Linked DNA regions of Homo sapiens: regions 1 and 2 are each linked to region 3. A link is a loop called in an ENCODE intact Hi-C map of the cell type or tissue named here. Cell type or tissue: A673. All regions are shown on one strand. Region 1 has its middle 88 kb from the start of LINC02889. Region 2 overlaps LOC107986772 (a long non-coding RNA gene). Region 3 has its middle 100 kb from the start of AGR3.

Region 1 (2,500 bases), 660 kb after region 3:
TATATATAATTAGTTTTCAGAGAAATAAAAATCCCCTTTTATTTTGCAGTCATATTTCACGGTTCACATAATATTGCAATTACCCACTTTAATTCAATGGCAAGTATAGGTGGCATAAACAGGATTGGGACAAACTCACCTGACCCTTGGCAGGCACACAATTCTATTGGGAAAGCAAAACTGTGGGGATCCTGCTAGCTTACTTTCAGGATGATACAGACATCAGATAGTATAAGAAAAAAAAATTGGTTAATATGTTGAGTCAGTTAAGTGGAGATACTCAGTTGGAATATCCAAATCCATATCCAAGTCCATATCTTTTACTATTTCCTCACACTTTCATCCTTCCATCTTTGATATAGTTTTCCTCTTTTACCTGATCCCTGCAGTTTTTTAAAAGTAGTTGATTTCCAAACACATTGTATTAACATTTTCTAAGCAATTTGCATTTCAGTTAATGTTATACAATACAAAGTATATTTCTGGCTTTAAAAGAGGGCTTCATCAAAGGAGTTTATTTTTAAAATCTAATCAAGCAATGTAAAAATCGTTAAGTGAGAAACAAGCTCTTACAATATTGATGAGTAAAAGAATAAGATCTTCATAGGTAACCAACATATATCACCACATATATACATGGAAACAAAGGCGAATTTAGGTTGACTTTCATTTACATTTATAGTAAATAAGACAATGTATCGTGACCTTCCCTGGGAATAAATGTTTTTTTCACTTGAAATTGATATCCATGAAATCAGTTAGGCAGTTCCAATATAATTCGCCTTTCCGTTTTAGATAAGGACCAGATGTGCTCTATTGGGACACATGTTTTCATGTCCATTTGTATTTTCCCTTCAGGACTAAGGGTGTGGAGTCTAGAATTAGTGAGGCTCTCTGATTTGAAACTGCACCTCCCTCACTTACTACATTATATGTCTAAGCAACAGTCTCCTCCCCATGGCTCTTCTGTCCCATGCAGAACACAGTCATGCCTTGTGCTAAGCTGGTAGCCCCAGGTAGAGTAGCCCAGGAAATGCTTGGGTGAAAAGCTGTTACTCTTGTTCTCTAACTTATATTGCAGAAAAGCAGTGCTCCCACATTATAAAAGGACAGGCAAGAATCCCAGGAATCTCTTTACCTCTTCATAACAAATCCCACTCTGATGAGACTAGAATCAATTAACTCCAGTGCCTAATACACACATCACTACTATATGCAACAATTCTATTCACTATTCTAGAAAAGCCTTGCTAAACAAATCTGCCTTACAATGACATCTGCTGGGAGTTTCTGGCACTGGATTTTTTTTTTTTTAAGACCAATATCTGAGGTTAAAAAACACGGCTCAAGAGAAAGAGAATTTAACTGTGTCAAGAATCAATCTCTCAAGTTATCTTTCAAACTAGGGACTATATCGCTTAAAAAATAAAGAAAATATACCTCAGGTGAATTCATAATAAATATCAGATGCTGAGCTATGAAACTGAACCCAAAACATGAATTAACATTCGAATGCAGTGTTATCCAGCTTTTAAACATTCCATCTAGCAAGAAAAGGACAGAATATATGACATTCTTCTTGGATATGCTTATACTTCAGAGAATTTCTCAATGCCGAAAATCTGTCATTTTTTTCAAAAATATCAAAGTATTTATTGAGCTTGATTATTCTTCATATTTAAGGGACTACTGCTGTAAGTTTACGTTAGAAATCTTTAAGGGCTGGTGAAGAGCATTTTCCTTCTAACCCCAAGTTTGAATTCCAGTTGAGGATGTGGCCAAGGTATGGTGTTAGAAGGACCATGGGAGTGAATCTTCCAGCAACTGATTGACATATCCAGTGGTTCTGCCTTCAAAAAGGGATGATGGCTGGGTGCACTGGCTCACACCTGTAATCCCAGCATTTTGGGAGGCCAAGCTGGGTGGATCACCTGAGGTCAGGACTTCAAGACTAGCCTGGCCAACATGGTGGAAGCCCGTCTCTACTAAAAATACAAAAATTAGCTGGGTATGGTGGCAGGCACCTGTAATCCCAGCTGCTTGGGAGGCTGAGGCAGAACAATCACTTGAACCCAGGAGGTGGAGGTTGCAGTGAGCCAAGATTGCACCATTGCACTCCAGCCTGGCGACAAGAGCAAAACTCCATCTCAAAAAAAAAAAAGGATGATCATGCTGAAATTAAGATGATGCCTAATATTTCTCTGTCAAAGTAACCTAAGCTATAAAAGAAAATCTCCTAACATTCTCTCCCCTGTGAAGCGGCAGACACCTAAACGAAGGAGGAGTTAAGTTATGGGAGTTCACCGATGAATTAGAAAGGCAAAAGGAATTATAACATGAACAAGTTATAATTCTACTTAATTGCACCCACTAAGACATATTAACATGAGATGCAATTAACCTAAGTATTAGCACAAAGTCCAATCTCCAGCTACCACTTAGCCAAAAAATTTTTGTAACTGAATAGAAGTGTTCATTGTTCATTAAGGAAATTTATATT
Region 2 (2,500 bases), 180 kb after region 3:
GCTAGTGCTTATAAAGTGGAGTTAAATTAACCTGATTTAACTAAGAGATGTTATGCCAAAGAGTATAAAAATTGAAGAGAAAAGACAAGTCTAACTTTCTTAGAATATGTGTATATTAGATGAGGTATAATAGGTGACACTTAGTTAGCCAGCCCTTGTGTTTTAAATATATAATCTTATTTGCGTATTCCATCAATCTTATGAAAAAGGTACTACTATATTTGACATGTCATAAATGAGAAAAATGAGGCTCAGCGCAGTTAGATAACTCTACCTAAAGTTTTACTGATAAATAAGTAGTAGAGCAAGAATAGACCCCAAGAATCCACGATGGTAACCACATAAACCATATTTTCCTCAAAGGTATGTGAAGGTCTCCTAAGAGCAGAAACTTTTTTTTTTCTGGTAGAAGCAGACTTTCAGTCTATATTTTCTTCCATTCATTTTTGCACTTCTGATCCAGATCACACCTTTATTTCACTCATCCAATCTACTGGACAACTTTGAGCTTTTCTAGATTTCTTTTTGGGGGACCGACTGTGACTAGATGTGTGTTAAAATGGACAATTGTTCTGTTTCCTGAAGAGATTCCAGTCTCTTACTCTTATAGGTGTTCTACAGATGTAGAATTAGGAAAAGCATTGTCTACATGAAGAAATTTAGAAAACACAAGGAAAACCAATCAGAAGGCCAAAGTTGAGGAAGACTCATGTCTAAGAAAATGAAGGTGTACATCAGGCTTAGGTAAGAGAAGTCTAGGATACAGGAAAGAGGGGATTCAAATCCAATCCAAAAGCTGAACATTGACCAGCACCATACTAAAATAAACGTACCATATAGAATTAATGGGAAGATTTTTAATCTCACATGTAGTCTAATGCTTCCTGCTTCTCTTCAAGTTCTAAGAACTAACAGGCAAGTACTTTTAGTTGTAGGTGAAGTTTAAGAGAGATCAGGACTAACAGAAGTATGCTGTGTGTTTGGAATGTGTGTTCTTCCGCCATCTGTAGGACATGAGTGTCTCCTATTGGGTGCCTGTAGCCTAGCTTGTTTCTTTCTGGAATCTTTAGCCATGCACTACATCAATTATAGGAATAATAGCTATGAAAGACTCCACGTTTTCCCTTCTTCCCGTATCTGAGGTGAGAACGATATAGATTAGGTAAAATGCTGTTCCCATTTCAAATATTCAGCCTGACAAAGCAACACTGCTTTCTCAAGCAGTTGCAGTGTACTACAATCCAGTCTTTGGGATTAGAAATCCAAAGGACTCAGACTAATACTACGCAAATCACAAGTTTCCTTTTACTGGTTTAATCGTTGCTGATAAAAGGTACAAATGAAATTACTGTATTTGTTTAGCATTAATTGTAATTTTTGAAATGTACTCACCACTTACTAAAGATTATAAAGCATGACACTATGTTAAATGAAGAATCTAATGAATAATTTTTTTTTTTTTTTTTGAGACGGAGTCTCGCTCTGTCACCCAGGCTGGAGTGCAGTGGCGCAATCTCGGCTCACTGCAAGCTCCGCCTCCCGGGTTCACGCCATTCTCCTGCCTCAGCCTCCAGAGTAGCTGGGACTACAGGTGCCCGCCACCACGCCTGGCTAATTTTTTGTATTTTTAGTAGAGACGGGGTTTCACCATGTTAGCCAGGATGGTCTCGATCTCCTGACCTCATGATCCACCCGCCTCGGCCTCCCAAAGTGCTGGGATTACAGGCATGAGCCACGGCGCCCAGCCTAGTGAATAACTTTTAAAAACATTCTGCCAGTGACAAGTAAAAAAAAAAAAAAATACTGAAGCTCCCGTATTGCTTCATATGTGTTTATTGATATTTTCCACAATGTCCAAAATAATGTATTTTACATAGCTTCTGCTCATGAAATATTAGTTGATTTTTTTTTTTCCATGGAGGATTCATTTCAAGTTATTTCCCAAACCTTGGTGAGCCAAAATTCAATCTGTCTCTCAGAGGTGGAAACACCTACTTGTAACTAAAAAGTCACTGGGGCTTGTGTATTGATGCCAGTAAGACTCATTCATCATTGTTGATGATGTTGGTGCACCTGTTTATAAGTTACAGGTATAGAAAAGCCTGAAATAGTAATGTTTTACCCAGACAGATATGGGGACATTTTCTGTTTTCTTCTAGAGAGAACACTTTTTCTCATTTTGTTTCAAAATGACTTTGCAGACAGTGAGAGTGAAAGGTGTTTTATTCTTACTATTGACTCTCAAATTTGCAGTAAACCACGTGGTTTCTTTCTTAGAAACATAGAAATTATGAGCTGGAAAGAACCTTAGAAAACAGCCCCATTATTTTACAGATGAGGAAACAGGAACCCAGAAAATGATGAGCACCTTTCCAAGGTACCAGATTTAGTTAGCGGCTGAGCCAGAACTGGAGTCTATATTTGCCTTATTCTACCTCCAGTGTTGTTTCCCCACCACACACAATCCTGTTCTGCATATCTCAAGCCAAAATAACCAGTC
Region 3 (2,500 bases):
GGGTTCTTAGTAACCTGAACAAAGAGGCCAGGTACACAGTGGCTCTTGTATTCTAATTGAGGGGAATAAAATATCTGCACCATTGTCTTCTAAAGGCAAATATTAAAATGAATATTCTGAAGTTTATAGTACAGTGAATCAGAATCCTTAACCATAGAGCAAAAGTCATTCGTATTTTTCACAAGCTCCCTAGGAGGTTCTTGATGTCCATTAAAATGTGAAAATCTTGGTCTGGGGGAAGGGGATTGACACGATGGGAAGGAGAGGATGTCACTGTATTTCATTGACAGTTAACTTCCCTCTTTTTTTTTTTTGAATATAATTTTTGTTTTTATTTCAGATTCAAGGGGGTACATGTGCAGGTTTTTACCTGGGTATATTGTGTGATGCTGAGGTTGGGGCTTCTAATAATCTCGTTGCCCAAGTAGTGAATATAGTACCCAATAGGTAGCTTTTCAACCCTTGTTCCTGTCACTACCTCCCCACTTTTAAAATCTCCATTGTCTGTAGTTCCCATCTTTGTGTCCGTGAGTACCCAATATTTAGCTCCTACTTATAAATGTGAATATGCAGTATTTGGTTTCTGTTTCTGCATTAGTTTACTTAGGATAATAGTCTCCAGCTACATCAATGTTGCTGTGAAGGACATGATTTCATTCCTTTTTATGGCTTTGTAGTATTCCATGGTATATATGCACCACATTTTCTTTATCCAAGTGACCACTGCTGAGCACCTGGGTTGATTCCATATCTTTGCTATTGTGATAATGCTGCAATAAACATATGAGTGTAGGTGTCTTTTTGGTAGAATGATTTATATTCCTTTGGGTATATACCCAGTGATGGGATTGCTGGGTTACATGGCAATTCTGTTTTTAGTTCGCTGAGAAATCTCCAAAATGCTTTCCACAGTTGCTGAGCTGATTTGCATTCTCAACAGTTGTGTTGTGTTTCCTTTTCTCCCCAACCTTGCCAATGTGTTATTTTCTGACTTTTTAATAATAGCCATTTGGACTGGTGTGAGATGGTAATCTCATTGTGGTTTTGATTTGCATCTTCTGATGATTGGTAATTTTTGAGCACCTTAACTTTGAAAATCTTCTAAATTAATTTGACATCACCAGAAAATAATTTCAGAACAGTTTCAATCCAATATTATTGTTTAATCTTTCAAGTCTGACAAACATTTCTTTCCAATGAAAGCACAATCTCAATTTACTAAGCAACCATAACTATGAGGCAAACACACTATATTTTTAATGTGCGCCGTATCCTGGGGGTTAAAGATTATATGTCTCAATTTAACATATTTATTTACTTTCTTTTCCTTTCCTTTTTTCTTCCCTTTCTGCCTCTCTCCTTTTTCCATTCCCTCGCAGTCACTCTTTTTTTTTTTTTTTTTTTTTTTTAACCTTCCTTTCTGTTTTCCTCATGGTGCAGTGTTTCAGTGTGACCAGCAGAGGACACTATGCTGCAGCAAGTCTGGGCATCAACTATCTAAAAGATAAATTGCTGATTGAATTCAAAGAAGATAGATTAAAACAAGCTTGTAAATGTTGTTAAATACATGAATGCCTACTGCATTTTAATTATGGTGATTTACATGGACCTACCATGATCACGTACTTCATAAAACAAACTTTGCCTTAATAGCTGCACTTAACGATGTACTCTTTCCTTTATGAGAATTTAATTCTCTGAATATGATATGTTTTTAAAATAAGACAAACTCAAACCAGTTGCCAATAGATCCTCAGCTCCTCCTGAGGTCCTTGTTTTATGGGTCTGTTCTACTGTGTAATTGTTTAGTTTAACTTGGTAAACATGTCAGTTTTCCCAGGATAATTAGGTGGATAAACAAAATGTTCAAAAAGAAATGGAGCCAATTAGACTTTTTATCAAAGACATACACACAAAAAAGGCTTTACAAATGAGTGGACTTTTCCTTAGAGGTTTGATCTTAAATTAGAGTTCCTGGAATTTACAAGGGACCAAGGAGGCAGTTTTCCTAAATATAACGAAATCTTAATTATCTGGGGAGGAGAGCAAATGAAAGACACAAACTCTCACATGCTTTGAAATCATACTTGGGTGGGAAATGCAGAGAGGCATGAGTTCAGTAAGAGCATAATTTTATCCCCACCTGCTCACAGCCACTTTTAAACAGGTTGGGCAACTGGAAGAGAATGCCCTGTGACTTTGGGTAATTTTCTTAGAGCTAGCTCAAAGTAGACAGGTACCCAACATATTTTTAATACTATTAAATAGGTGGCAGTACCTGTTGTGGACAGTTGTGTGTTGTATAGATGGAGACTTCAACAATTGTTTGTTCTAAAATCAACAGTCCATTAATATATTGGGTGCTCTTTCTGTAGAGCTTAACGGTGTTTTAAGAACCATATCACTTTATTCTATTTCTTATTTTTGGTCATTGAAAATAGACTCTTATTTGGAGTGTAACATATGATCTGACTTCTCTATCCAGATTTTGTCTCATGTT

Evidence for each region. A loop is a pair of places that touch in the nucleus more often than their neighbours do. Peaks named below come from ENCODE experiments on the same cell type or tissue, not always from the same donor. Only the 100,000 strongest peaks of a DNase experiment are listed, where the experiment ranks them.
Region 1: a loop joins it to region 3, with 5 times the contacts of the local background. A loop is called at or near these places in 60 of 110 quality-filtered maps.
Region 2: it touches region 3 in a loop (2.5-fold over the local background); 8 of 110 quality-filtered maps call a loop at or near these places.

The regions. Positions count from the first base shown.
Region 1 is chr7:17,645,546-17,648,045 of GRCh38, forward strand. No RefSeq gene overlaps it. Among named protein-coding and RNA genes, the nearest start is that of LINC02889, 88 kb to the left of the region's middle. In A673, a CTCF peak has its summit at 1,258 (motif pointing left); no DNase peak of the experiment used is centred here.
Region 2 is chr7:17,157,454-17,159,953 of GRCh38, forward strand. The region is part of intron 1 of LOC107986772 (a long non-coding RNA gene); the gene reads left to right. The region is part of intron 7 of LOC101927609 (a long non-coding RNA gene); the gene reads right to left. Among named protein-coding and RNA genes, the nearest start is that of AHR, 140 kb to the right of the region's middle. RefSeq lists an enhancer at 2,307-2,426. In A673, a CTCF peak has its summit at 1,016 (motif pointing left); no DNase peak of the experiment used is centred here.
Region 3 is chr7:16,981,351-16,983,850 of GRCh38, forward strand. No RefSeq gene overlaps it. Among named protein-coding and RNA genes, the nearest start is that of AGR3, 100 kb to the left of the region's middle. In A673, a CTCF peak has its summit at 1,452 (motif pointing right); a DNase peak (open chromatin) is centred at 1,471; H3K27ac peaks cover 402 bases.